Regions from separate parts of the Homo sapiens genome. Here region 1 is linked to region 2. Evidence: chromatin loops called from intact Hi-C (ENCODE). Cell type or tissue: mammary epithelial cell. All regions are shown on one strand. Links, peaks and the distances in the headings refer to the core of each region. The heading gives the core; the rest is flanking DNA.

Region 1 (9,545 bases), core at 964-8,963, 52 kb after region 2:
TTGGCTCACTGCAACCTCTGCCTCCCAGGTGTTCAAGTGATTCTCCTGCCTCAGTCTCCCGAGTAGCTGGGATCACAGGCGCCTGCCATCATGCCCAGCTAATTTTTGTATTTTTAGTAGAGATGGGGTTTCACCATGTTGGCCAGGCTGGCCTCAAACTCCTGACCTCAGGTGATCCACCCACCTTGGCCTCCCAAAGTGCTGTGATTACAGGTGTGAGCCACCGCGCCCAGCCTACATTACTTTTTTCATGCTGAATCTTCATTATCTGGGTGTATATCTTACAGCACATCTCAATTGGGATTGGCCACAAGTGCTCCATAGTCATGGGTGGTTGGTGGCTGCCATATTGGACTGTCTAAAGGGACGGGTGACCTGGAGCATCTTGAGCAGATAATAAGAGCAGGTGGTGGGGGCTGAGGACTTTCAGGCAGTAGGGAATAACCGCGGGTTCTTGAGTGAGAGAGTATCCTGGCACAGCGCTCTCACGCTGTGGAGTTTGGAGGCTGCCAAGGAGCTAGAACAAGAAGTTCAAGGACAATGAGAGATCGAAGGAGGAAACCCCAGCAGATGACCAGCCCCACAAGTAGGACTGGGAGCCTTGGCCCTTGCCCTCACCTGAGACTGGAGGAGACCCCAGACGGGGACTGTAAGTATGAATTTACCTCCATGGGGAGGTAGGCAGGTCACCTTGGCAGGCCCTGGTTGGGAGAAGGCTGTTGAGGACCCAGGGGCTGTTTTACGGTTCCTTTGGCTCCCCATTCACGGAAGCAGACTCACACCAGATCCCTCCTGCCTGCTCCCCCCACCACTCCTGCAGCCCATAAAGGGTAATGAAGCTGAAGTTAAAACAGTCACATGAAACCCACTCATTTGAAAGGGCACCTGCTTTAAAGGCCAAATTTCCTGAGCCCAGGTTTATACATTAAGCTACAGAAAGACCTAATTAATTCAGACCCCACTCACTCTGAATTTGGGATAAATTCTGCCTCGGGCTGGTCTGAAGTCTTTCCTTTTGCACTATCTATGAAGAAATGGTTTGCTAAGCAAATAAATAGTGCAGGCCAGATTACAGAGACAGGTCTGGCTTACTTAACTGTTTTTAAGAACTTTAAAAATCACTTTAGCAGCCTCATTCCCAGAAAGTTAATGAGATCATTACAGCTGGTCCTTATCTATTTATTTCAGCATTTCAGTTTTCCAAGCACCTTTATACCCATTAGTTAATGTGACCTGGGGTGGGGAATCCTGTTATTTCTCAGCTTCCAGCAACAGACTTAGTGCCTGGCACACAGTTGGTACTTAATGTTTGCTAAATGAAGGAAGTAGGCCTGGTAAACAATACTAGTCCCATCTTACAGATGAGAAAAAATGAGGCTCAGAGAAGTTAGTTATAATATATTCTGTCCTGGCCACAATGGCTTTGGGGTGTCCCTAGAGCTAGACCAGCCACATAGCTAGTTAGTGATGATATCAGAGCTTGAACCAATGCTGGTTGCGGGTTTCTCTCCACTCTATTACATGTTACCAGGGCTGCTGCTTGACAGCAGTTTATTATCTGAGTTTGAGGAACAGTCTGTTCTTAGGGACCACAACAAAAAAGTCCCATTTTTTTTTTTTTTTTTTTTTTTTTTTGAGACGGAGTCTCGCTCTGTCGCCCAGGCTGGAGTGCAGTGGCGCGATCATCTCGGCTCACTGCAAGCTCTGTCTCCCGGATTCACGTCATTCTCCTGCCTCAGCCTCCCGAGTAGCTGGGACTACAGGGGCCCGCCACCACGCCCGGCTAATTTTTTGTATTTTTTAGTAGAGATGGGGTTTCACTGTGTTAGCCAGGATGGTCTCGATCTCCTGACCTTGTGATCCGCCTTCCAGAGTGCTGGGATTACAGGTGTGAGCCACTGCGCCCGGCCCATTTTTCTTTTGTAAATTGCATTTTCCCCAGGGAAAGGAATCACTGCGTTCTGGAATGTGTGCCTCCGCACTAATCAGCAACAATCCCCTTCTGTGCAGCACCTGACTCTGACACAGGCCTCCTGACACCCGTGGCCCTTGGGATGTCAGGGCCAGTACAGGTCACTTTCCTCCCTGGGGTGGAAGAAATGGGGGCTGCTGCAAATCTATCTGGTCCTGGCTCCTCCGGGGAGTGCTTCCCGAGGCACAGGCCTCCCAGGAAGGATGGTCTTTGTCCTCTGGGTATACCCTTCCCCCACATCAGGGGAGCAGCCTCTGTGGGCTGGGTCTTTCTTGCCACTTATGGGGGGATAGGAAGAGGCCGGTCTCTGTCTCTCTGCCCTTTGTTCTGGAGGCTTGGCTGACTTGGAACACTGCGCAGGGAAAATTCCCTGACCGTGAGATCTGCAGGCTGCAGGGTCCCTGGGGAAGGCTGGCCAGGGGCTCTTTCGAGCTGCAGCTGGAAAGAGGGGTTGGGTTTCAGCGAGCCGGGCTCGGGGACGGCAGCCCGCCTCCCTGGCGGTAAGGGAGCTGGCCCGGCGAGCCAGCTGTGCCTGACAGCTTCCTGTCGAGAGCTGAGGGCCCACATGACCGCTCCCCACTTTGTGGATTAGGGGGCGAAAGGCCCAAGAGGGAGGGAGAGCAGGAGGGGCACTCAGGTGCTCTCTGGCCCAGCTGGGGATGGGGTGAGAAGCAGAGCACCAAAACATTTTTTGTGAAATGAATTCTGCGGGCTCCCGGTCACACGGTCCAGCAAGCTGGCTCGCCCTGGAGAGGGGGTGTGGGGCTGGGGATGCGGTGAGCCTTGGCACTGACTGGGGCCATGGACTGTTTGTTTAAAGTCCCCCTCCCTGCAACCTGACTACACACATCCCCACAGTGTCTGCCAGAGAGGCAATGTGGTAGCCACAGCGCTATGTGTTGAAGAGGAGATGGGATCTGGCCGTGACGCGGGAAAGAACCCAGGCCTGGATTAAAGGGCAGTGCACGCTCTGACCACCCTGGTCTCTCCCGAACTGGACCCCCTGAGCCAAGGGCAGCTGAGGCCAGAGAACTGGGCCTCCCACTGAAGCCGTCCTGACCAGGGATGCCAGGCCTGGCCTAGAGATGCCCCGTTCTGTCCAACAAGCGTTTATTGAGCACCTACTGTATATGGAAGTGTGCACAGAGATAAGTCAAACACAGCCCTGTCTTAAGGAGATACGCTTGAGATGATAAGCTCTGAGTATGACAGGGTGCAGTGCAGGCACACAGAGAAGCTTGGCACCCCAGGGTGCAGCCTTGGGGTTCACAGAGGGCTTCCTGGAGTCAATGATGCCTCAGAGGGAGGAGGAGGCCAGCAGGGCGGTGAAGTCCCTAAGGACCCAGTTTAGCAGTGGGTTTCTGGGGACAGTTGCAGATCCCCACCTCATAGGCAGACCTGTGCACACCTGCCCTGCCATCACCACGTAAGAGTGGCCTAGAACCCCAAAGGTCTCCGGTGAGGAACAGCAAACTGGGCACAGGCCTTGCCGGGGTTTCTGGGTCAGCTGAGCTCACTTCCCCTGTCCCTGGTCCACACACCTTGAGAATGATGCAATAGATGTCAGGGAGAAGGAGGGGGTGCCGTGCAGCCCACCAGGTGTGGGCCTTCCCCTTCACTGACCTCTAAACAAGACCCCACAGCCCTGGGGCAAAAGCCCCGGGCACCGACACTTCACTAATATCTGAGCTTTTGTGCTGTTGAACACCAAGGAGCCTTGGCCTCCTCCCTGGAGGGATTTCTGGTGCAGCTATCGGCCCTGTAGGTGATTTTTGTTCCAGCTCTATCTCTATTGTTTACATAGCTCAGAGTTCCATGGAGTGAGAGAAACATGCTTTCCTTTCCACTAAAGGTGCTATGAAAAACAGCCGGTCTGTGGAGGGGCAGGAGGGAAGGCCGTGTGTGCTGTTCGGCCCCTCATTCTGACAGGCTCTTCTGGTCTCCAGAGTCCTCTCTGTCCAGGATACCTGTTTGTCACGCTCTCCCTGGAGCTGGCTCAGCTGGAGGCTCTGGGACTCGGAAGGAGCCCCCATTCTAGAACTCTCACTGGGAGTTCTGGCTCTACGAATGGAGTTGTCCCTGCATGGAGTCCTACAGGCCTGGATGCCACCAAAAGAGGGGGCAGTGGAATGCTACTCCCCCTCTAATCTGGCCACCAACTGCCACCTTATCTGCAGGCCCTGACAAGGGTGACAGAAGCTGATGCCTGGATGTCCAGCAGGCAGGACGATGGGAGAGCGGAGGGGGCAGATGGTAGAGAAGGAGGCAAAAAGCAGCCCCACTCACCCTGGGGAGGGACCGAAATCTCCTGCTTTAAAGCCAGCAGGTTCCGCCTCTGGGTATTCTCTCCAGCACCATTTTTCCTTCTTCACTACAGAGATTTTATTTCTCTCTTGCTTGGTTTGAGAACTGTCCTGATGCAGCGGGCAGATGTCTGAGTACTTGAGGGCTCCGGTGATGACTCCTCAGGGTCTCCGCCTGAAGACTTGGTTCAAAGCTCCCAGCCCTCTAGCAGACCTCACCCCTGCCTCTTACCGTTTCCTCTTTCCTTCCTCCTGCAACTTCCCCTTTCTCTGCCTGCATGCAGCCCCTGTGTCTCCAGCACATTCTCCTTTGGGTCTCCGCGTCTTTGGCACTCACGTTCTGCATGTTACTTATCCTGTCCATCGGCCAACAAGCAATGGGTCATGTCACTTTACTTCCCTGGTTTTCATGTCTATGAAATGGTAAAAGTCATGGATGGTGGTGGGTTGTCTGGTGGTCTTGAGAGTCCCTGCAAGACCTTCTACCCTAAGATTTGAAGTATTTACTTATTGATGCCCTGATGCCTGAGCGGGCATTATGGAAAAAAAAAAAAAGAGGCTGCCCAATACCAGCCTGACCAACATGGAGAAAACCCGTGTCTACTAAAAATGCAAAATTAGCTGGGCATGGTGGCACATGCCTGTAATCCCAGCTACTCAGGAGGCTGAGGCAGGAGAATCGCTTGAACCCGGGAGGTGGAGGTTGCAGTGAGCTGAGATTGCACCACTGCACTTCAGCCCGGGCAACAAGAGCGAAACTCTGTCTCAAAAAAAAAAAAAAAAAAAGAGGCTGCCCAATATGTGCACTGGGACTCTCTACCCTTCTTCATTCGAGGCCAGCCTAGGGCTGAGGAGTGATCCCTTTACAGATTCAAGCTGCCACAGGTCAAATGATAGAATGGCGTGCAGCAGGATGGGGAAGCCCAGTGGGAAACGGGGCAGCAGGATGGGCTGGAACAAGCCTTCAGCCCTACCTCTCTCCTTTGACTACTCCAAATATTCTTGACTTCTGAAAAATTCCCAAATGTTTCCGAGCCAAGAATCCCCCAAAGGAGTGGCTCAGTGTCTGGGGTTACAGAGACTTTGTTACTGCAGCAAAGCATACTACAACCCATTTACTGGTTTAATTTAATTATTTATGATAACACTTCAGAGTAAAAACTACACTTGTCAAAATAAAGGGGACTTTGTGCTGCAGTGACCCAGATTTTATTGTTGCATTACCTAATGCACCGAAACCTGGTAATCGGCACCAGATCTCCCTGCCACTTGGGCAAATCAGCACTGAATGAGGAAGGCTGAAATGGATTACTGCTTCCTGGGGGAATTATTTTCAACGATTCAAACAAAATGGCATTTTGATTTTCTTCCTCCCACTCTAGTTGCATCCCCTTTCCCCCAAATAACCTGGTTTCTACACATATATTTGACTGTTTGCCGTTACCTCTGTGCCCTTAGATCACCTCCCTTTCTTTGCACATACAGTTTCTTCTGCCTAGGATGCCTTCTCCACCACTCACTAGACAAATCATTCCTAACCATGTCGGCACAACAGATTCCCCCATGCATTTGAGAAGAAATTCAGATTTGGCCAGGCACGGTGGCTCACGCCTGTAATCCCAGTATTTTGGGAGGCTGAGGTGAGTGGATTACCTGAGGTCAGGAGTTCAAGACCAGCCTGGCCAACATGGGGAAACCCCGTCTCTACTGAAAATACAAAAATTAGCTGGGCATGATGGTGCATGCCTGTAATCCCAGCTACTTGGGAGGCTGAGACAGGAGAATCGCTTGAACCCAGGGGTCAGAGGTTGCAGTGAGCTGAGATTGTACCACTGCACTCCAGCCTGGGTGACAGAGTGAGACTCTGTCTCAAAAAATAAATAAATAAATAAAAGAAACCCCGCCTCTACTGAAAATACAAAAATTAGCTGGGCATGCTGTCGCGCGCCTGTAATCCCAGCTACTCAGGAGACTGAGGCAGAAGAATTGCTTGAACCCAGGAGGCGGAAGTTGCAGTGAGCTGAGATTGCACCACTGCACTCCAGCCTGGGCGACAGAGCAAAACTCTATCTAAAAAAAAAAAAAAAAAAGAGAGAGATAGAAATTCAGATTCCCGGGAGCCACACTGAAGAACTCCCACCGAGCTTAAATCTTGCCTCTCTATGAAGCCACCCCTGGGGTCCATGCCCTGTCCAGCACTTTCTCCTCCGTGGCTCACCAGCCCTCTGCCCTTTCCCCGACAGCTTCTACTCCTTGACCATAAGTCCTCTGAGGGCAGGGTCTTTCTCTTTTACCTCTGTATCCTCAGCAAGCATAGTGTCTGCCCACGTGGAAGTTCAATAAAAGGTGGCCGGTTGCATGTTGGGCAGTATTTTGAGGAATTAAGACTTTGCTGGAGTTATTCATACTAAGGTCAGAGCACCAACTTCTGTCCTCACCCAGACCCTGAGCCCCTCTCCTTCCCACCTGGAACCTGCAGGTCCACATTCTTCCTTGGGCAGAAATGGCCTTTTTTTTTTTTGGTTGAAAGACCTTTGAGGGTGAGAAATTCCCGGCTACACTGTGTGATGGGGCTTAGGGAGATGTGGATTCACAGCAGGGTACAATGGGCATGTAATCTGGCCTCACCATTCACAGCAAGCCTGTCAGGACCAGCTTCAGATGCTTACTCCTTATTAATGGCCCTCCCCTGAGTCCCAAGGCTAACAGGTTCTCTCAATACCCTACTGCCTCCCTCAGCTCCTGACACTCCATTATTCACAGCAGTGACCGTGGTGATGACAGCCTAGGTGACCCATGGCAAAATCTAGTGATAAGTAAGGAAGGGAAATTCACCTGTGGAAGGCCCCATCCACCCATCCATCCATCCACCCATCCATCCATCCACCCATCCATCCATCCACCCATCCATCCATCCACCCATCCATCCATCCATCCATCCACCCACCCATCCATCCACCCACCCACCCATCCATCCATCCATCCATCCACATAGTCATTTATTGCTAAGTCAGGAGGACACACACACACACACACACACACACACACACACACACACGACAAAGGAGACCTGGTCTCTGCAATTAAGGTGCTTACAATCTAGTTGGGGAGACAGATAGGAGTTACAATTCCAGTGCCCCAATCTCCATCCTCAACAACTCCATCTGTAGTAATTTCCCAGCGTTGGTGCTTTACGTTCACAAAGCACTTCCCGTCTGAGCTGGGGGTCCTCCCAAGGAGAGGAGGAGCACTCCCCAGTTTTGCCATCTCTAAAACCAAGTTGGAAAAGGTGGGCTCTGGGGTCCCTTCCTGCTCCAGTCCAGGTGGGTTTCTTTAGGAAGAACTCCTGGTACAGGAACTTCTTGGGACCCACAGTCTGCAAACTGATGGCTTCCTGGAGGTGTTTCCTAAGCAGCCAGGACTTTTCAAAGAAGACCTGATAAGCCATGAGGTCAGAGACCTTGGGGCTACTCAAACCGATTGCTGCATGCTAGAATTGCTTGAGGGCCTGAGGGGAAGAAATGGCAGTGCCTGGAACCCAACTGAATCAGTAGTTCCTAAAAGTTCCTCTGGTGACCCCAGTGTGCAGCCGGGGTTGAGAGCTGTGGACCTAACAAACTCTTCTATGCTTGAGGGGTCTGAAGCCAGGAGAGGCGTAACTTGAGTAGAGACACATGTAGAAAGTGCAAAGCTCAGAGCACAGATGCAGCACAGCTGAGGCCCTGTTTCCCATGCTGCTGGCTGCTTCTCCATGTCTTGTGAAAGCTTAGTCCTTTCTCACCCCACTTCCAAAGACGACCAGGCCCTGCTGGCCCTGGAGATCCTGCTCTGTCCCCATTCTGAGGACAGTGGCTAGAGCTGCTCCTGACCCCTTGATGTGTCCTTTCCTAATGTCCAGAGGAAGAGGGACAGGTGGGTGGCAGTTGAGGCAGGCCTGGGCCTTGAGTCCAGGGAGCGGCTTTTGCCAGAGAAGATGGTGATCATTTGATTTAAACAAACGGGGCTTGTTCCTGGAAGACGTTTGTCTGCACGGGGCAGCAGCGCCATTCATCATGGCAGCTCTGAGGCTGGGGGCAAGAAGTCAGCTTTTCAGGGCCCCGGCCCACAGGGAGGAGCTTGGGGGCTGCTCTCCCAGGACCAGCCCCGAGAAGATGTTAGGAAAGCTAATGAGCAATGGGACAGCTGCAGCTTGTTACAGAGCGCCCGGGGCCCATTGTAACTGAGACCTTTAAATATACATTGTAGTCAAATAACCAGCATCCTCCCGCCCAACTGCAGGTCCACCAGGGCCAAGCTGGTCCACGCCCGGCCCACCCAGCTCCTCCCTCCTAGCCTCATCCTTCTGTCTGAGGGAGAAAAACCACTCTCCCACCCTCTTTGACTGGAAAGGAATCGATTATGACTGCAAGAGCTGGGTGTAGCCAGGTTCTCTGACCATCCTCACTCTTACTTCCCTCTAAATGGACACAACTGTAGCTCCATCACTGCCCTTGTCACCCTACCTAAGTCCCACTGGATTTCAGAAAATCAGCATGGCACTGTGGGTCTTTGGAGAACCTCTATAGGACGTATCTCCCACCAAGTCAGAACCTCCTGAAGCCACTGACAGCCAGCCTAAAATGCCTGTTCCGTGGTCCTCCACTCATATGCCTCCTCCAAAGCCCACTTCGGAGATTACCAACTCTGTCGAGCCTTCCCCGGCTTACCAAGGCAGAGCTGGTGGCCTGTCCCCTACACTGAATAAGTGTGTGGGTCATACCTCTTAGCCCAGGTGAAGCCGGGGGCCTGTGTGAGCTCCTTGAGAACAGGGACCAGTTTATATTCCCGTCTGATCCCCAGAGGCCAGCAGGTGCATGACACCTCGAAGACCTCAGGAAATGTGTGCGAAATGGACTCCTGTACTCCATCCATCCCATCCTTAATGGACGCATCCATCCAACACGTGGTAAGTGGGCTCTGCACAAAGGGAACTCTCACCCAGCAGCACACAGTGCTGGGAGCCAGGACCCCAGGTGAGAAGCCACTGGTTGTCCTCAGGGTCATGTCTGTAGGAGAGGTATTTTAGGTCGATTTCTAGGGAAGGAATCCTGAGCAGCGATGTCTAATTTGAAAGTGGAGTAGTAGAGGCAGGAAGAGAAGGCAGGGTTATGAAGCAGAAGGTAGCACTGCTTCTCAACAGAGCATCTGCCCTCACCAGTGAGCCTCCATTTACCACTGTACTCCACTACATCCTGGGGTACTCACCTGCCACGGTGTGCCCCACTTCATCA
Region 2 (9,545 bases), core at 1,122-9,121:
TGGTGAAACCCCATCTCCACTAAAAATACAAAAGTTAGCCAGGCATGGTGGCATGCACCTGTAGTCCCAGCTACTGGGGAGGCTGAGGCAGGAGAATCACTTGAAGCCAGGAGGCAGAGGTTGCAGTGAGCCAAGATCAAGTCACTGCATTCCAGCCTGGGGGACAGAGTGAGACTCCATCTCAAAAAAAAATAATAAAAATAAAAATAAAAAAAATAATGAATGAAAGGGGAACTTTGGGGAGATGATTCAGTGACCACATTCTGGCTGGAATGAGGCAGGGCTCATGCAGGTGGGAATGTGTGCTGTGATCAGGTGAGACGGGGTGAAAGCAGCTGAGGATGTAGGCTGTGTCACCTAGTGGAGAGAGCACTGTGTGTCACCAGACAGACCCCACGTCATCGCAGCTCTACCTCTTACTAGCTATTTGGTTCTAGACAAGTTAGCTTTGGGGGACTTCAGTTCCCTCCTCTGTAAGATGAGACTGCTAGTACCTGCCTCACGGGGTTGTTGGTGACTATTAAATTAGGTGATAAATAGAAATCTGGCCTCTTAGTAAGTATTCAGCACATGAGGGCTATGGTTAATAAGAACATTAATCACAAGGAGAATCTAGGTGACCACTGGAAAGCATAAATGAGGACTTGGGAAATATTTTAGTTGATAACTGGGCAACTCTAATGTGTTGAGTATCTTTTGCGGGTATAGGAGAGGTTTGGACTGGAGCAGGGTGGGGAGTGGCTCCTCAAGAAGAAGGACCCCCAGGTCAGCTCAAGCAAGGGGATAAGGTTCAGCTGAGGAAGAAAGCACTTGCAGCCAGTGTCTAGGTTAAACATTTCCACCTTTACTTTCTCCAAGACGCGTCCCGGAAGGGCAGTCGGAAGGATGGCCTAGATCCCCAGAGCCAGCTTTGGGCTTGACCTGGCCAAACTCTGAGAGAAAGATCCTGGACCAAAAGTATAGTGTGAAAAGGAAATGGCTGCTCAATCACCATCTTTCTTTTTGTAGCCAGAACAAACTCTCAATAAACATGTTACCTTTGGCTTTTTAAAGTGGCAGTCCCATTGGAAGCAAAGGACTTACAAGACAAGGTCCTCGACAGGAACAAAAGAGTCACCCCCACCAACGCTCTTGCCAGAAATGAGCTGAAATTCTTGGAGAAGTCTCGGAGCCAAAATTCTCAGGGAGAAGTCCCAGAAGACTGCCCATCAGGCGAGGAAATGTAGGGAAAATGTAATGTGTAAAATGATGAGCTGGAGAACCATCAACGAGACTGCACTGAGCTATGTCTTAATGAGGCGAACTCCAAAGACGCTTTTCCTTTAATCTGGCATTTGAAACGAAACACTGCTAAGACGCCCCCACCTCACCCACCCCACCCTCATGCGTTGCCATGACTACTCAAGTTCTTAGACCATGAAAGAACAACCTCAGCATTTTCCTCTGCAACAAAAGAAAATTATTCCAGGTTTCTAGGTAAAGAACTCCAAGGAATGGGACCTGTTACTGGATAGCAGGTTCTTCAGAATTGCTAGGGATGAAATCTGAGCCTACAGGGACCACAGCTGTCTGAAAAGCCAGTGGAAGGAAACTGAGGGTGACAGGGCCCCCACTCTCACCCAAGCTCACACAGCCCATGCTCTGTCACCATGGCTGGTTCCCTCCCCTCAGCTGGACCTCATTTGCTCCTGCAATGAAGCAAGTTAAAAGAAAACACATCCCCTGTCCATATGGGAAGGGGCAGGGGGTGGGAGAGAGCAGGTCCCGGCTCAGTAGGTCCCAGGGTGGCAGCAAAAGGTGACTTCGCCTGCTCTCTAGTTTGGCGTGCTCTCGAGACAACCAAGGGAGGCCAACCTGTGGCATGGCTAGGAAGCCCCTCCAAGACCCCCTTGAAAGCCTGAGGTCCTGCTAATGAGGGCCAATCTAAGCTTTCTCCCAAATCCAGAAAGCAAAATCGAGGAAGCAACAGCTGGACAGGCAACCTGCTCCCTCACGCTCCCTCCTGAGCCTGAGCTTCAAGTGGAAACCCAGACACTGCTCTCGACGTCTCCCTTTCCTTCATCCTCCACATTCAATCCTTCATCGCCTTTTGAGACTACTTCCTAAACATTTCTCAAATCAATCCACCTCTTTCTCCATCGCCATTGTCTTGGTTCAGGCCTCACCATCTCTAGTCTGAAGTGTTCCTCCAGACCACGTCCACACTAGGGCGAGAGTGATCATTTCAGAACACAAATCTGATCAGGTCACCTCCTGCCAAAAATGCTTCAGTGGCTCCCATCGCCTTTGGGATAAATTTTCACATTCGTTAGAAAGACATGCAAGGCCTTTCATGATGGACGCCCCCATTCCTACTCACTCTACTCCAGACATAAAGAAAACATTTCCCCAACTTACACATTCTTGTGTAAGAATGGGGCCTTCACAAATTGTTCTCCTCTTCTTAGAAAGGCCTTCCCTGACCCAGCATGCTGGATATCTTCTGCTTACCACGCCAGATCCACTCTCCAGCCTGCTCTGTGCCCCAAAGTCTGCCCTGTATAGATCACATCAATCAGCTCCAGTGCCCTCTGGCTCCTGGTTGGGTTTGGCCAATGGGGACCACCAGCAAGAGTTTGGAAGACAGGAAAGAATGAGGTCAAGGCAATTGATTCCCTCCTTGTAAGGTTGCATCAGGCTGGCTGATTCCCTAGAGGGAAGCTGACCTGAATGACACGACTCTCCCTCTTTCCAGGGTACAGGCTGCCCCTCTCCCATGTCTTCTGGCCTAGGGGTGGAAACAGCTCTGCTGCCACTGACCCTGAGTTTCTGTACTATCTTGTGTTGTTCTCCCACACTCTGCCTAAACCTTTGCAAATAACCTCTTTGTGCATAAACCCTCATCAAATCATCCTAACTTAAGGGGGCCTGTTCCCTTTTAGGACCCTGACCAATGCACTCATCCTTTGCCTTTGCCAAATCATAGCCATTCCTTGGGACTACACTCAGGCATCCCCTCCTCCAGGAAAGCTTCCCTATTCACCCCAGGCTGGTTCAGCTGCCCTTCCCCGTGGGCTCCCAGAGCTTCTGTATGCTCCTGTTGCAGCTCTTCCCACACTACTGCAAAAGCCAGTCATTTGTACTAAATCTGAGTCTGCAGAGGGTGACTGAAGTTGAGTATCTTTTGTGGGTCTGAGGGGAAGGTTTGGAATGGGGTAGAGTGAGGAGTCTGGCTTCTGCTGAGGGATGGCCCCCCAAGTCACCTCCAGGAAGGGTATATGGTTTAGTTGAGGAAGAAAGCACCTGAGATCAGTGTGGGATGGGACAATGTGTCGTTGCTCATCCCTGCACCCCAGAATCTGGCACAAAGCAGGCCTTCAGAAAACATTTGCTGAGTGAAGGAAAGAAAAAGTTGTAGCTCAGAGTGAGACCCTGCCAGAGACCCACGGGGAAAAAGTGCAGCATCCCTTTGTGGTTGTCAGTTGTAGGAGCTGGTGTTCCTCAGACCAGGACACAGGGGGTCAGTCAGATCACAGACCAAAGGGCCAGAGGAAAGGCTGTTATTTGAAGAAGACCCCCGCCGGGAGCGGTGGCTCACACCTGTAATCCCAGCACTTTGGGAGGCCGAGGCAGGCGGATCATGAGGTCAGGAGATCGAGACCATCCTGGATAACACGGTGAAACCCCATCTCTACTAAAAATACAAAAAATTAGCCAGATGTGGTGGTGGGCACCTGTAGTCCCAGCTACTCGGGAGGCTGAGGCAGGAGAATGGCATGAACCCGGGAGGAGGAGCTTGCAGTGAGCCGAGATCGCACCACTGCACTCCAACCTGGGTGACAGAGCAAGACACTGTCTCAGAAAAAATAAAAAAATAAAAAATAATAAAAATAATACAATAAAAAAGACCCCCAACTCCAGGACATGAAAACCATGTCCGTGTGCATGGGGAGAGGGCAAGGGAGATGTGCTGATCGGTTTCAACAGCTGGGCTTCCTGAGGAAAAGGAGTGAACAGCCTCCCTCAGCCTGCGGGGACACAGTGGAAGTGTTCCTCCTTGTCCTTGAGCTGAGAGCCCTGCGAACCCCGGCATCAACCCCAGGGAAACTCACATAAGTTTGCTGAAATCAATTATTAAAAGCCCAGGGGCTCTTCCAAAGGACCCAGCAGTACTCTCCCCGATACGTTACCAAATCATTCATTCATTCTTTCAGCAAAATTTATGGGGATCTGCTCTTTGCAAAATTCTTCCCTTTTATTTATTCTGTTAAAATTCTATCCAAAAGGGAAAAGTCATTTTTTTCCTTCCAGTCAGTGTCCCCAGTGGACCCTGCAAGAAGCCTAGCAGGGGCCGGGCGCAGTGGCTCACGCCTGTAATCCCACCACTTCGGGAGGCCGAGGCGGGCGGATCACCCGAGGTCAGGAGTTCAAGACCAGGCTGGCCAACAGGGCGAAACCCCTTCTCTACTAAAAATACAAAAATTAGCCGGGTGTGGTGACGCGTGCCTGTAATCCCAGCTACTTAGGAGGCTGAGGTAGGAGAATCACTTGAACCTGGAAGGCAGAAGTTGCAGTGAGCCGAGATTGCGCCACTGTACTCCAGCCCGGGCAACAGAGTGAGAGTCCATCAAAAAAAAAAAAAAAAAAAAGGAAGGCTAACAGGGGCAGAGGGTGGGCTTCCAGGTAGAAAGGCCCTGCGGCACCTGGACAAATCATGGAAGATTGGGCAGACATGGTGGGTGGAAGGTGGAATAGTGAACTGGTATAGCAAGAGGGCTCTAGAGCTCTAGCTCCCCGCTTTTCTAGATATGTGGCCTTAGGCAAGTTACCTCATGTCTCTGTTACTCGGCTTCCTCCAATGCAGAATGGTGATCATAATAGGACCTAGTGAAATGAATTTGCTGTGAAAATGAGATAAAATCAAATATTCTCCATGAGGTCACCTAGAGCAGTGGGTCCCAAACCCTATCAGACCCAGTGCTCCCGTTTTTACATCAAATATTTTGTAAGTCCACCTTGACTATTCCGAAATGAAATTTATAGATGATACAACCCACCTATGCAGATATTTTTTAGAAAATCAATATACCACCCTAACTATAAGATAATGAACAAAAAGGAAAATAACTCAGAATAAACGAATACACATTGTGATCTAGAAATGCCTGGGCATAACTACACTAGAAGAGATAATGTAGTCAAAGGATTGCACTTATTTGTAATAAATGAGTTTGAATGTAAGAGAGGTAAAATAATATTTACTGGAACATTATGGGTACTTCTTTATATTTGGTGTTCTGAAACAAGACTAAATAAGTATTATACAGTCATACAGATATGTAGAATCATTACTCATTTATAAATGCAGATGAATAGAGGTGTGTTGTTTTGACAACTCAAATACTATGAACATATTACTGTTGGTATTGTGGTTTTCTGAAATGGTAAACAACTCCTGGGAAAGATAAAATACAGTGTTCTTTCCATTTATATGATGGTAGCATTCATTAAAAATTCAGTGAATATTAAAATTTTACCACAGGGCCGGGCGCGGTGGCTCACACCTATAATCCCAGCACTTTGGGAGGCCCAGTCGGGCGGATCACTTAAGGTCAGGAGTTCAAGGCCAGCCTGGCCAACATGGTGAAACAAAAATACAAAAAAATTAGCTGGGCGTGGTGGCAGGCATATGTAATCCCAGCTACTAGGGAGGCTGAGGCAGGAGAATGGCTTGAACCCAGCAGGTGGAGGTTGAGGTGACCAGAGATCATGCCACTGCACTCCAGCCTGGGCGACAGCGAGTCTCTGTCTCAAAAAATAAATAAATAAATAAACAAAATTGTACAAAAGTACTTTGTGTTTATATACAAATTAGAATTAGGTTCTAGGCTCAGACCAATATGAAGAGGTTTTCTACCTACATGAGTATCTGGTGGGGCATTCAAATGTCAGGAGACGTGCGGGAGAAATCTTCATCATACAAGACTGCCTTGCCTAGGGCAGGGAGTCTGGCTGCCCTCTGACTCCACCTCAGTAGTGCCCCCAACCAATGTAACAAACACCACACGTTTCTAAAGTGCCTCTAGGGGGCAGCACTATCCCCATTGACGATTAGTGGGCCAGAGTTTATGGGGTTATCCAATAGGTAGCCTACCAAGGAATGCAGGATGACAGGCATACAATCTCCAGAAATGCAGAGCAGACAGTCAGCGTTAGGGAACTCTATCAGCACTTCACATTCCGACTCTGCTGTTTTGCTGTGTTCTGCTACGTTTTTGTTTGGTAGGGGCCATAGGGCAAGGCCATTCCCCAGTGGACAGCGGATGAGATCTCTCCTGAAGAGAGTGAAGAAGAAATCAGCACCAAAACAGACAGAGCTGTCGCACAGACTTCCAAGTTAAAAAAAAAAAAAAAGTCTCTCCAAACTGATACACCCTTGTATTTTTCTTCCCTGGACGATTATTGGGAGCTCTTTGAAAAGAATATCATCAGCATTCTTTGCAAATAACCCTCAGTTTGCTCACCTCTTGCTCCACTGTGAACATCACAGAGTATTTCACAAGGTTGTAACATTTCGCCTCTCAACTGAATGTATCTAAAGAAAAGCCACTGTCTTTTGCGGATATAAAACCGCACTTCTAGCAAGACTGGTCAAGGCACTGGGGTGAGGTAGTAAGCTAGTGTTTGCCCACCCCATTCCTTCTTGATGCAGCCTTAATGATCAAAAAACCTCACTTGAATCTGAGGTTTATTTACCACCAAAAGGAGCAATCATTTCTAATCATCCCAGGAAGAGACAGATCCTCAAACAGAACTCTGGGATTCAGATGGTGGCACCAGACCCAAGGGGAACTCTCATTTCCTTCTCAGCTTCATTCTTTATTTAGTGGGTCCATCTGAACTTTCAAGAGCACAGCTGTCCCAGCTTCTGCCCCGAGGCCAGGGCTGGTGCCATGGCACTGACCACGCGGAGGCAGCCCCCACACTGGTGAAGGCAGGCCCTGAGCCCTCACAATCAAGTCGTATCTTGTAAACCAGATTTTATAGGCTCATGTTACTCTCTCTGTTTATTTCTGTTGTTCTCCCCAACCTGTGGTAAAGGCTGGTCTGAGGAATCCAGCCTGGTCTCAGCTACCCTGTGTGTGTTGAAGGGTGGGGATGATGGGTGAGAAATCTCAAGGGGAAATTCTAGTCACTCCTCTCCACACAGAGACTCTCCCTTTATTGCTAAGCTTGCAGGAATGGGCTTTAATTCATTAGAAAAGGTGGCGACTTTTCCTCCACAGGATCTGGTGGAGCCAGGGAGGCCCTAGTTTTAGATGAACCAGGTAAGACACCAGGAAGGGGTCTCAAGCCCATGGGCTAAGCCCCCTGGCAGGTTATTAGAATTTGAGAATAGCATGAAGGCTGACTTGGTAGCAAGGAGCTGTGATGTTGGTGCCCAATTTGTAGGCTGCAGGGAGCACATTTTGTATCTATTTGCCAGGAGACAAAGTGGGCCCACCAATAGTTGATGGGGGTAAGTGTACCTTTCAGAGATAGTGGCTCCGTCCACAGATAGAATGGATCCAGCAAAGTTGGGAACCAAGCAGGCTGGACACATGTCACCTACTGTATCAGTCCATTTTCACCCTGATAATAAAGACATACCTGAGACTGGGTAATGTATAAAGAAAAAGAGACTCACAGTTCCATATAGCTGGGGAGGCCTCACAGTCATGGCGGAAGGTAAAAGGCACATCTTACGTGGTGGCAGGCAAGAGAGAATGAGAGCCAAATGGAAGAGGAAACCCCTTATAAAAGCATCAGATCTCATGAGACTGATTCACTACCATGAGACCCGTATGGGGGAAACCTCCCCCATGATTCAGTTATCTCCCACTGGGTTCCTCCCACAACACATGGGAATTATGGGAGCCACAATTCAAGTTGAGATTTGGGTGGGGACACAGCCAAACTATATCACCTACATACGTTTTTGAGGACAGAGAAGGAGCCAAGAGAAAAAGAGAACAAATACGCAAATAAACAAAATAGAAATAAAAACTAAAGGTGTTTTCTCAAGATTTATTTCTCATTATCTTCCACTCTCCTCAGGAGTCAAAGTCAGCATGGTCCCAGGAAGCCCCTAGAGGCAGGGGAAGCTGCATCAGGACGGGGACTAAAACAGCTCCATCTTAAAGAGAAACTGACATCATCTCCGAAAGCCCTGAGGAACGTGCTCTTACACAGACCTGAGTGTTGGGGCCGCTCACTTTAGCAAGCACAGCAGCAGCCTAAACATCGCTGACACCTCCACCATCTGGCCTTTGGCTCCACAGAGCTGCTACCCCAACTTGGGGCACACTTTGGGAGAGAACCAGAGGGAAAAACCTCTCAGTAGTAAATGTGGATCTCACAAAGCCTGTGCGCGCGAGCAATGGTTCTCAGCCCTGCGTGCACTTTAGAATCACCCGCGGAGTTTTTAAACACCCCCATGCCTGGACCCCACCACCAGAGGTTCTGATTTAATTGATCTGGAGTAGGACCCAGGCATGGATATGTTTTCAAAGCTCCCCAGGTGATTCTAATGTACAGCCAGAGATGAGAACCACCACGTTATACAATAGGAGAGGCCCTCAGGCTCTCACTCAGATCCCAGTTACTCTTAATTTATATATACTTCGAACAATCCTGTTGTCTGGTTTTCTAGCTGTTATAAGATTAAAAGCAGTGCTTTTAGAAGGGGAGAGAAAGGCTGTTAATGAAAAGACACTAAAAGCAGCAAGACAGAACACATGGAAGTCTGATCACAGGGTAAAGATAGAAAACCTATAAAAAGCAAGCACAGCATCCAACCTCTCCCCACTCCAGCATATCCTATTTACAGTCAAGGCCTGAGGGCTCACTTGATGGGGAGGAGGGAGCATGATGGCTGCAGTGTGAAGGGCAAGTGATAAATATTGACTGTCCGTGATGTGAAAGGCGTGTGTAGACAGTTGCTACAAACGTTAGCTCATTTAATTCTCATTACAGCCCTGTAAGTATTATTATCCCATTTTATAGGTGAAGATACCAAGACACAGGGAGGATCCTTGGTTTGCTCAAAGTTGCACCAGCAGTGAGCTGCAAAGCTGGATTTGAATGTCAAATGTCAATCCGTTTGATTCAAAAGCTCACATCTGTTAGAAAGTGCCACATCTGCCTGTTAAGCTGATATTTCTGCCTGTTAAGCTGGTATTTCTAATGATGACCCAAAGTCTAGAGCTGCGTTACCTTCAGTGTCCAGCTGTTCAAGATGTTCACTTTAGGAATAGTTACACACACACACACACACACACACACACACACACACACACAAATACGTGCTTTTTAACAGTGATGAAAGAATTGAGTACCCATCTGGGAAATAAATAAATAAATAAATAATACACGTTATTTCCCAGCTCACGCCATTTGTCAAAATGAATACCAGATGGATAAAGAAGGAAATGAAATCATAAAGGTACTAGAAGAAAATATGAGTGAATATTTTATAATCTTAGGATGGGGAAGGACTTTCTAAACATGTCAACAAAAGTAGAAAC

The links. Hi-C counts contacts between places; a loop is a spot of excess contacts. Peaks named below come from ENCODE experiments on the same cell type or tissue, not always from the same donor. Only the 100,000 strongest peaks of a DNase experiment are listed, where the experiment ranks them.
Region 1: a loop joins it to region 2, with 4 times the contacts of the local background. A loop is called at or near these places in 3 of 110 quality-filtered maps.

Annotation. Positions count from the first base shown.
Region 1 is chr3:184,672,109-184,681,653 of GRCh38, reverse strand. No RefSeq gene overlaps it. Among named protein-coding and RNA genes, the nearest start is that of MAGEF1, 35 kb to the left of the region's middle. RefSeq lists enhancers at 2,496-3,001, 3,002-3,506, 8,366-8,867. In mammary epithelial cell, for the core only: no CTCF peak of the experiment used is centred there; no DNase peak of the experiment used is centred there.
Region 2 is chr3:184,724,169-184,733,713 of GRCh38, reverse strand. The region is part of intron 2 of LOC107986163 (a long non-coding RNA gene); the gene reads right to left. Among named protein-coding and RNA genes, the nearest start is that of MAGEF1, 17 kb to the right of the region's middle. In mammary epithelial cell, for the core only: a CTCF peak has its summit at 6,061 (motif pointing right); DNase peaks (open chromatin) are centred at 6,083 and 6,993; H3K27ac peaks cover 1,059 bases.